3 separate regions of the Homo sapiens genome follow, and all the other regions are linked to region 1. The links are chromatin contacts, found by Hi-C or POLR2A ChIA-PET in ENCODE. All regions are on one chromosome and are shown on one strand. The core of a region is the stretch at or near the end of the contact, and the rest is flanking DNA. Distances in the headings are between cores, read along the strand shown. Region 1 overlaps LOC105377067 (a long non-coding RNA gene). Region 2 holds the start of CCR3 (C-C motif chemokine receptor 3). Region 3 has its middle 15 kb from the start of CCR1.

Region 1 (3,374 bases), core at 595-3,094:
GGCCCAGGACTTGTACTTCCAGAGGGGAGCATGGGAGCCGGAATCCAGTGGGTCCAGGTGCCGTCCTACGCCAAAGTGAGCCTGCAGATAGACTGCAGTGTGCACAAGCCACCACAGGGCCCCGGAACCTGCTGGCACATTCACAGCGTTACATTACAGCTGTTGCTCCATTCTCTCGTGAATCTCAAGTTAGTTATATAGATCCCCGGGCCTGTGCTAACCTGGAACCCTACTGACAGTGAGTTCTGGGAAATGTAGTTCCCGTTTAAACTGACATTGTATAAAGTCATCGCAAATGAGTGATGTTAATTTTCTTCTGTATGCTTTCAGTGCTATCTAACTGAAAAAAAAAATACATATATTTTTTTAGAGCAGGATCTCACTCTGTCATCCAGGCTGGAGTGCAGTGGTGACCACAGTTCACTGCGGTCTTGAACTCCTGGACCCAAGAGATCCACCCGCCTCAACCTCCTCAGTAGCTGGGACCACAGACCCATGTCACTACACCCAGCTAATACTTTATTTTTATCCTTTGTAGAGACAGGATCTTGCTTTGTTGCCCAGGCTGGTCTTGAACTCCTGGCCTCAAGGGATACTCCTGCCTTGGCCTCCCAAAGTGCTGGGATTACAGGCATGAGCCACCAGGCTGGCCTATCCAACTTTTAAAATGGCCACATCATAAGAAAAACTATTCTTTGTGAAAAGAAAGAAAGGAAGGAGAAAGGGCAAGAAGGAGAAGAAGTCTAATGGGGGGAAAGTTGGGGAAAGAGAGTGAGAAGGAGACAGAGAAAAGAAAAAGATGAGCAGTTGCTTCTTAGAAGAACACAGTGGGATGAACATTCCGGGGTAAGGGTGTGGAGTGAATGAAGGCCAGAAGCATGACTCTCTCTGGGACCTGCACAAAGGTTAGTATGACTCCCGTCATGTGCAGGGGAGCAGGAGTGAGAGGGGGAGCATGGGGCAGTGAGTGGGCTGACTGGGACATGGGGCCAGAGCAGGAGGCTGTGATGAGTCACTGAGCTTGAGTCTCCACTTCATGAGGTGACTCCCAATGCACACTCTGAGCACAGAGTTTAAAAAGCAGGTATTTGTAAGCCAGAAGTCCCTGTGTAAGCACTTTCACATCTCTCTGAGCCTCACTTTTCATAGTAATAGAAAGGGGTACTTTAAATAATGGTAATTATATTGAATAAAGGTCTTGCCAAATAGTGACAGTTGCTCAAAACCCTCTTATCCCCATACAACTTAGTGCCCTTTCTCCTCCAAATCCCCCATGGCTCACTGCTCTCCCAGATCCCAGGCCTCTGCTGCTTCCCATTTGTAACAATGTGGATAAAGCTATGTGGGCTCCACAGAGCTACAGATAGGCATCTAATAACTACTTATTAAAAATATCTATTGGCCAGGCATGGGGGCTCATGCCTATCATCTCAGCATTTTGAGAGCCCAAGAGTTTGAGACCAACTTGGGCAACATGGCAAAACCCTGTCTCTACAAAAAATACAAAAATGAGTCACTCATGGTGGTGCACACCTGTAGTCCCAGCTATTCAGGAGGCTGAGATGGGAGGATTGTTTGAGCCCTGGAGGTCGAGGCTGCAGTGCGCCATGATCACACCACTGCACTCCAGTGTGGGTGACAGAGTGAGACCCTCCCTCAAAAAAAAAAAAAAAGCATCTGATCCAAAGTGGCCCCCTAGTTTTATTTGCACTTCTTACAAGATTTCCTCGAAAGGAAGATCAGATATATTTATCTGAAACAGTGTCACACTCCAGTGATTTCTTTGCAGTACTCTTATGTACAAGACACTTTCAGGAAGCTGACACATTGTGGCCATTCACACTTGACTTCCACTGCCTGTCAAGACAACTATTTTCCTCCTCAGCATTTGCTTAATTCTATACTTGGTTCTTGAGAGGGAGAAAAAAAAGGGGGGGAAGTCACCTCTATAATTTAAATTTTGTATATGTGTTTTTGCAAAATTGCAGAAGTTCAAGCTGCTTTATACTCTATTTGTCAAAACTTGATTTTCTTTATCATTAAAAGGAAGCAAGGCTGGCGAGGGGGTTGTCTGAAAGTAAATGTGATAGACACTACTAAATGTGACCACAGAAAGGCTTCAAGGATGTTGCCCACAGCTGTGTTCCTAAGGAGAGAGAACTAGAAACTCCCTAGAGATACAGCATTCATTTATAGCGATGAATAAAATAGACTGTTTCTGCTTTTTGTTTCTTTTTTGCATCTTTTGTATATATTGAGGGTAAAAGAGAGAAAAACAAGAAGCAAACAAAAATAAAACAAAAACCCAGGAGATTGGTTAAATTGATTTAGTGATATGCTAGAGCCAGCTTGTAGCAATTCATAAGAATCAATGGTGTGACTTCTTCCCAACTCCATATGTTATGTCATGTAGTAGCTTTAAATTAAACACTGTTGGAATATTTACACAGGGAAATTGGCAAATACTACAAATCAGGGCTTTTTTAAAAGAGATGATTGTCAAATATTTACCAGGACCTCACTGTTTATAGTATGTTCATAAAATAAAATATTAAGCTATTATCATATTAACTTCTAGAAAAACATTTCATAATATAACTATGTGTATGCAAAAAAAATGACCTTGGACCCTCACCTCACACCATGCACAAAAATTAACTGAAAACAAATCATAGACTTAAATGTAAGAGTTGAAACAATTAAACTTTTAGAAGTAAACATAGAAGTAAATCTTTAGGACTTTGGGCCAGACAGATTTCTTTTAAAAATGTGATTTATAAATGAAAAAATTGATAAAATAGACCTCATCAAAATTGAAAACCTTGCACTTCAAAAGATACCATTAAGAAAATGGAAGGACAGGAAAAACACTGGGAGAAATATTTGCAAAACACATTTATGATAAAAAGCTGGTACCAGAATTTAGAGAGTGCTTGTATAACTCAATTGTAAAAAAACAATCAAAGATAGATGCATGCTCTCACTTATAAGTGGAAGCTAAATAATAAAAACACATGGACACAAAGAGGGGAACAACAGACACTGGGGCCTACTTGAAGGTGGAGGGTGGGAGGAGGGAAAAGTTCAGAAAAAAATACTTATCGGGTACTATGCTTAGTACCTGGGTGAGGAAACAATCTGTACACCAAACCCCTGTGATGACACGAGTTTACCTACATAACAAACCTGCACATGAACCCCAGAACCTAAAACAAAAGTTAAAAGAAAAAAAATAGCCATAAAGCCTCAATTACATGGAGGAATAATTTTTGATTTCTTTGAGGTATATTGCATAGCTTGGTGAATATAGTAAATAATAATATGTTGTACATTTCAAAATTGCTAAGAGAGTAAATTTCAAATTTTTTAACACA
Region 2 (3,374 bases), core at 274-2,773, 55 kb before region 1:
ATCAATATGGAGAAGATCTAAAAGAAAGAAAAAATTACTTGGCCAATTAGATGGGCAAAAGGGTTGCCATTATTGTTGTAATTAACATTTATTTCATTACTGATTTTTTTTAACTACAAGTATTAGTCATTCATATTTCCCTTCCTGTGATTTATCTCTTTGTGCCCTTTACCCAATTTATTCTGCTGTACAGATCTGCTTTTTTCTTATTAAGTCATACAAAGGGCTCATATTTCTTCTCCCAGAAGAGCTAACTCATCCTGCGTGGTTCAGTGTAATCATCACCATTTTCTGGAAAGAGCTGCACTTCAAAAATATACTTCAACTTATACCACATCCATGTGGAAGACCCCTTATTCCCACCACTCTCACTTGAAGTACTTGTCAAAGTTAACACTCATCCTCTGTCAATCCAGGCGTTTCCAGAAGAATCGGTAAGGCTTTCTAGCTCTACCCTCTAACACAGACAATCTCATTCACCCAGAAAAAAAGACACCAAATCAATCAACTGACTCATCTAGTAGCTTGATTTAGTGTGGATTTTCAATGAAAACTTCAAATAAATATATATATTTCCACACATACATACTTAATGCACACACACATATGTATATAATCAGCCCTCTGTATCCATGGGTTCCACATTTGTGTATTCAACCAATCACGGATCAAAAATATCTGGGAAAAAGCTCCACAAAGTTGCAAAAACCAAGCCTTGAATTTGCCACGCAGCAAGTGCTATGTTGACTCCACATGAATGAAGCGCTCTGTATGCGTTGTATTAGGTATTACAAGTAATCTAGGTACTTGTATTTAAAGGGTACTGGAGGATATTTGTAGGTTATCAGCAAATACTACATCATTTTATATAAGGAACTTGAGCATCTATGAATTTTGGTATCTGCAAGGGTCCTGGAACAAATCCCTCACAGATACTGAGGGAGGACTTTGTATATATAAAAATGTATGTGTGTGTGCGTATATATATATATATATATATGTGTATATATATATATATACACATATATATGTAAAATTATATTTTTGCTATTTCTTACAAGTCAATATAAATAAACACAAGCTATTAAGTGTAAGCTCTTTGGAGTAGTCATATGCACATAGTTGAGAATTTGTGAAAGTATAGGAGGGTAACATGGGCACAGATGTTGACTAAAGAGGTATAAAGGGCCAAGTTTGGGTGAGTGCTACACGCAAACTTATCATTGTGTGGATGGGAGACAGAAAGGGAAAATTAGAAAAAGCAAGAAGAAAATGGAGATATGTGGCCATATTTTCTCCCACTCTGGCCCCATACTACCTCTAAATTGCTGTGTACCTTCCTCTCCTCCCTCCTAGATCCAAGAGCACTGCTGGAAGTTACTACTTCCACCTGCCTGGACCCCTCCTTGTTCCACCTCCCTTTTCCTGGAAAAGCGACACCTACCTGAAAATCTCTTCTAAGTAAAAACTTCTATTGTATTTCGATAAGTTCTTGCCCGGATAAGCACAAGAAGACCAGTGGTACCTGCTAATTTAGTGAAGTCCTTGATATGTCCAGTGATAGCTTAGGCGTCACCACTCCTGAAACAGAGATACCATCAGATCACAGACATTAGTAAAGTAGTAAACAATGTAAGTATATAACTTCCTGTTTTAAACAGACTAGCTTCTCAGTTTTGCAAGTTTTCAGAAAGATACTTTCGTGCAGTTCTTCTTTTTCATGATTGACACCACATACTAACCAGTCACCTGAGAAATCCTTGCAATTAGTGCTGCTTTAGGGGCTCTCCACCCATTGGCATTGCTCATTTTTAGTGGTGGGGGGTTGTTATAATTTTTTTTTTTTTTTTAAGACAGGATTTCATTCTGTCACCCAGGCTGGAGTACAGTGGCATGATCTCAGTTCACTGCAACCTCCACCTCCTGGGTTCAAGGGATTTTCCTGCCTCAGCCTCTGGAATAGTTGGTATTAGAGGCACATGCCACCATGCCTGGCTAATTTTTGTATTTTTAGTAGAGACAGGGTTTCACCATGTTGGCCAGGCTGGTCTCAAACTTCTGACCTCAAGTGATCTGCGAGTCTCGGCCTCCTAAAGACCTGGGATTTATAATTCTTGAATAAGCATTGATTTGACTCATCGGGAGACAGGATGAAGAATGAAATAAGAATTTCCCGGCAAAGGAATAAACTAATTATTCTGCAGGGTCCAGTAGACACTTGGATGGGGCAAAATGTGGCTGCAAAGGTTTAGACAAGTCTAAAAGACTTGAGTTTGAGTTTCAGTTGTGGCATACACAGCTACATAAGCTGGGGGTAGTAATTTAAACTTGCTGGACCTCAGCTTTTTCATCTCTAAACTGGAAATAATGATATTTAAGTCATAGCATTGCCGTGGAACCAACTAAGATAAATATGTGAAAAGTCTCTGCAGAATATACAGGGCTAAGGAAATGTAAAGTGTGGGTAGAATGCCACTGTGACATAAGCGTCATAGGGCAGAGCCATGTCTCAGGGCAAAGCGTCACAGGGCAGAGCCATGTGCCTGCTGTATGTGCTGATGTGTCCCTTGGGACCTAGCATGGCACTGGGCACAGAGCAGGTATTCACCCAATATTTGTGGGAAGAACTCTGACTAAGCATGAAGTGATCTTTGATACACTGACTAACTCGACAAATGAGTGTAATGCACCAAAGTGTTTATCAAACGTTTGATATGTGTGTAGGACTGTGCTGTATGCTTCATGATAAAGAAAACATAGGAACAAAAGACAAAGAAAGAGGAAGGAGGATAAGAGAGACAGAGAGAGAGAGAGAGCGCACACACATGTGCATTAGAGAGAGAGAGAAAGAATAGGGAGAGAATTTGAGAGAAAGAGAAGAAAGGGAGGAAGGGGCTCAGTTTCCACCTTAAAGAGTCTATAACCTTGTTGGTGATCAGAGACAACAGAGACCTGATAAAATATCAAGAATGCTCAAATATAGTTAAAGCATAACCAAAGAAACATTTCACTATTTAATCTACAGCATATTCAATATAGCATATTCAAATTGGCTAAAACAAAATTTTCGACTGATAGTAAGATCTCAGACTTTGCTGCTGGACACCTGAATGCAAAACCTACCTTTACCGCTTAATAGGGATATCACCGTGGGCAAGCTACATAACCTCTGTGTGCCTCAGCGTGCTCTACTGCAAAATGATGTAGCAATGCCTAGCTTGTAGGATCTGTGTGAGGAGCAAATAAATTAGGACTACGTGGAGGCCAGTGTGTGGCATGTGGACAGCGTCATGAAAATACTTATCATAGTTGTCATGACAGACCCTCTCAGTGAGAAAGAGGCAGCCACTCAGGGTGGTCTGAAATATAGTATA
Region 3 (3,374 bases), core at 627-3,126, 36 kb before region 1:
GTCTATTGTCAGGGTTTGTTTTTTGTTGTTGATGGCTTTTTTTTTTTTTTTTTTTTTGACAGAGTCTTGCTCTGTTGCCCAGGCTGGAGTGCAGTGGCATGATCTCGGCTCACTGCAACCTCCGTCTCCCAGGCTCAAGCAATTCTGCTGCCTCAGTCTCCCAAGTAGCTGGGATTACAGGTGTGTGCCACGATGCCTGGCTAATTTTTGTATTTTTAGTAGAGACAGGGTTTCACCATGTTGGCCAGGATATCTCAAACTCCTCACCTCAGGTAATCTGCCCGCCTCAGCCTCCCAAAGTGCTGGGATTACAGGTGTGAGCCACCGTGCCCAGCTAATTTTTGTATTTTTATTAGAGATGGGGTTTCACCATGTTGGTGTTAGCCAGGCTGGTCCTGAACTCCTGGCCTCAGGTAATCTGCCTGCCTCAGCCTCCCAAAGTGCTGGGATTACAGGTGTGAGCCACCGTGCCTGGCCCAGGGTTTGGTTTTTTGTTGATGTTGTTTTGCGTTTTTTTCATTTTAGCCATTCTGGTGGTTATGTGCTGCTGTCTCATTGGTTCGTCTCATTAAAACCAGTGGTTTTAATTTGCATTTCTCAAATGATTAGTGATGCAGAGCACATTTTCACATACATGTTAGTTATTTGGATATCCTCATCTATGAAGTTTCTAATCAAGTCTTTTGCCTATTTAAAAAACAAGAGGCCATTGGTCCTTTTCTTATTAACTGGCAGGAGTATTTAATCGATTTTGTATATGCATCCCTTTATTTGAAAGAGCTCTCCCTGAGCTGTTTCTGGCTGTGGGCACTCATGCTGCTTTCTACCCAGCTCCTGGCACACCCTGATCACACCCGATGGAGACTCTATTTACCGACACCTCTGGGCTTATGTTTCTGAACCTGCTCAAGTCATCCACTGTCCTCTAGTACCTCTATCCATGTCCCATACCTGCACCAGCACCCTGTCCGTGGCCAAGTTTCAGGCAAGCCATGGGATCTAAAATGTCTCTCTCCCTTCTTTGTCAGGAGCCAAAAGAATTCTTGCTTCCTGAAACTGAGGCAGGCTGAAAGGGAAAACAGATTGATACAAGTGACACGTGATAATGTCACTCTGAATAAAAGAGGTCAAACTGTACTTATCAATAGTCACACATACATACATGCACACACACACCTGCATGCATGTACACAACATGCATGCACACACACAAGCATCAACTTTAATCAGCAAGTCCTTACACTGACCACCTCTTATATATATGCATCTCAGTGCTGGGTACTGTGGAAAACATATGAAAAAGGATTGGGCATGGGCCCAGCAGCTGAGAAGCTTACAATTTAGCTGGAGAGAAAAGATGTAATACAGATAACATGATATAAAATGCTGTGTATTAGACTGTATGTAAGCCCAGACTCAAAAGAGATTTTATTTGTTTGTTTGTTTGTTTTCAAGACAGAGTCTTGCTCTGTCACCCAGGCTGGAGTGCAGTGGCACGATCTCGGCTCACTGCAACCTCCACATCCTGGGCTCAAGCAGTTCTCCTCCCTCTGCTGGGATTACAGATGTCCACCACCACACCCAGCTAATTTTTGTATTTTTAGTAGAGACAGGGTTTCACCACATTGGCCAGGCTGGTCTCGAACTCCTGACCTCATGATCCACCCACCTCAGCCTCCCAAAGTGTTAGGATTACAGGCGTGAGCCAACACACCTGGCCTCAAAAGAGTTTTAAAACTTGGCATGCAAGACTGTAAGTGTTAACTTGGGCTGGACCTGGACAGGGAGTTTTTAGAGCACTTCCTTAATATACTTTCTCCTTCCCCTTTTTAGCATGAAGGGTTTCTTGACAATTTTCTTGCACATAGGAGACATTCAACAGATGTTTACCAGTTTGACTGAGGCATAGGATGAGGAAATAAATAGCCACGTAGCTCCCATCGGCTGAACATTTACCAAGTGCCAGACACATATTGAATCATATTTAATTATTGCAACAATCCTGAGAAAGAAATATTACTCTCACTATTTTAAACGTGGGGAAGCTGAGGTTCTGACAAGCGGTAAATAAAAATGCCCAAGGTGGCATGGCTGGCATCTGAGGGCTGTGCCAGGTCTGGTGTGCTGGAGGACTTGCTGCCTGTGGCAAGGTGCTGCCATTGTCTGTTGCTTGAACAAGGTGAGGAGCGCAGCATGCCTGGCCATGCATGATGTCTGAAGTTAGAGCCCAGGACCTAGGGCACTAGATCTGTGGGGTGGGGCCCTGAAAGATTAAGGGACTCTGGAGGTTTTTCTCCTGAGTTCTCTACTAGCCTGGCAGTACCCTTCAAGAAGAATCCTAGGGCTTCCTGATAGGTAGCTTCAGAGGCAAGGCAGCAGCAAGAGGGCGACAAATTAAATAAGAGAAAGTAACGCAACCAGGCTGCCTGTCAGCCCCTGTAACTTCTCCAGATTATCATACTGGACCCATCACTTGCCCAGTCTAGCTAGAAGTTCATCTATCCCCATGAAACCCCCATCTCCCCACCTCCACCATGGCCATCCAGGAATGCCCTAGGTGTGCCATACTCTGTGGCTGCTGTGTTGATATGGATTGGTGGTGTGGCATGATACATGGTCCTGCTTCCTCTGTCTCACTGCTCTGAAACAGGAATTCAGACATGGGTCCTTTGATGTGGAGAGTGTCACGCCTTATTGTCCTAGAGAGTGGGACAGCCTGGGAGGCCTGCCTATCTGACCTTCAGGGCTCCTGCCCAGTCCTCAGGGGGAATCTTCAGTGCCAGTTTGTGTGGAGGAAGCCTGTGGGAAATTGTGTGGACAGCAGTGGCAAGAGAGGGGCTGGGGAGGGACTAGGGGGCACACGGGAAGAGGAAAGGCAGGCAGAGCTAAGTGAGGGGTGGCGGCCAGTCAGGGGCCCAGACACACTCCTTCATGGACCCCCTTCTTTGTCTTCAGTGGTCTTGGGTAGGTCTGCTTTGCAAGGGGCAAAAGAACACAGGATGATCCTTTGGAAGAAGTGAATGTGCATTTCAACAACCGGAAACCTGCCAGGGGTTCTTGGAGGAAAGCAAGCTCAAAAATGAAGGCTTAAGCAAAACAAAATAGCCCACCCCGCAGAATAACCCACAGAGGGAAAAGGAAGACAGGAATAAGACTAAAAGTCTAGAAAAGGGAAGTGCAAATTGGGTTCAAGATGCCTCAACTGCAGGCAGAGCCGTGTGGTTTGAACTGTTTGTGTGACTTGAAACATAGCCCAGCCAAGGTCAGGACCTCTCTTTGTGAAGGATTGGGCTGCGGGGGGCATGTGAGGGGTGCATCTTGCATGTGCAGGAATACCCCTACAACTAGGGAATCAGGCCCCAGCTGCTAGTGGG

What was found. A loop is a pair of places that touch in the nucleus more often than their neighbours do. ChIA-PET counts read pairs that join two places held with the same protein, here RNA polymerase II (POLR2A). Pooled maps may share reads with other maps.
Region 2: a pooled map shows a loop between it and region 1 (5-fold over the local background). The contact joins the promoter of CCR3 here to the enhancer-like site in region 1. A Hi-C loop is called at or near these places in 3 of 50 pooled maps. POLR2A ChIA-PET finds 5 or more read pairs at or near these places in 3 of 52 experiments (B cell, WTC11 and activated T-cell).
Region 3: a loop to region 1 is called in a map of B cell, with 5 times the contacts of the local background. The contact joins two enhancer-like sites. A Hi-C loop is called at or near these places in 1 of 168 maps with a recorded cell type or tissue (B cell). POLR2A ChIA-PET finds 5 or more read pairs at or near these places in 6 of 52 experiments (GM12878, HEK293, MCF 10A and 3 more).

The regions. Positions count from the first base shown.
Region 1 is chr3:46,185,686-46,189,059 of GRCh38, reverse strand. LOC105377067 (a long non-coding RNA gene) reads right to left here. Exons shown (of 2, transcript XR_940805.3): 2 at 1-128. Among named protein-coding and RNA genes, the nearest start is that of CCR1, 21 kb to the left of the region's middle. RefSeq lists an enhancer at 1,382-1,521. Within about 2 kb of position 1,844, at least 3 of the 41 ENCODE cell types and tissues checked have a DNase peak (open chromatin) inside an H3K27ac peak, as active enhancers do; they include B cell, where a contact is called at or near this core.
Region 2 is chr3:46,240,609-46,243,982 of GRCh38, reverse strand. CCR3 (C-C motif chemokine receptor 3) reads right to left here and starts at 1,523. Exons shown (of 2, transcript NM_178329.3): 1 at 1,445-1,523.
Region 3 is chr3:46,221,418-46,224,791 of GRCh38, reverse strand. It overlaps a transcript of CCR3 not described here. Among named protein-coding and RNA genes, the nearest start is that of CCR1, 15 kb to the right of the region's middle. RefSeq lists an enhancer at 2,955-3,124. Within about 2 kb of position 1,876, at least 2 of the 41 ENCODE cell types and tissues checked have a DNase peak (open chromatin) inside an H3K27ac peak, as active enhancers do; they include B cell, where a contact is called at or near this core.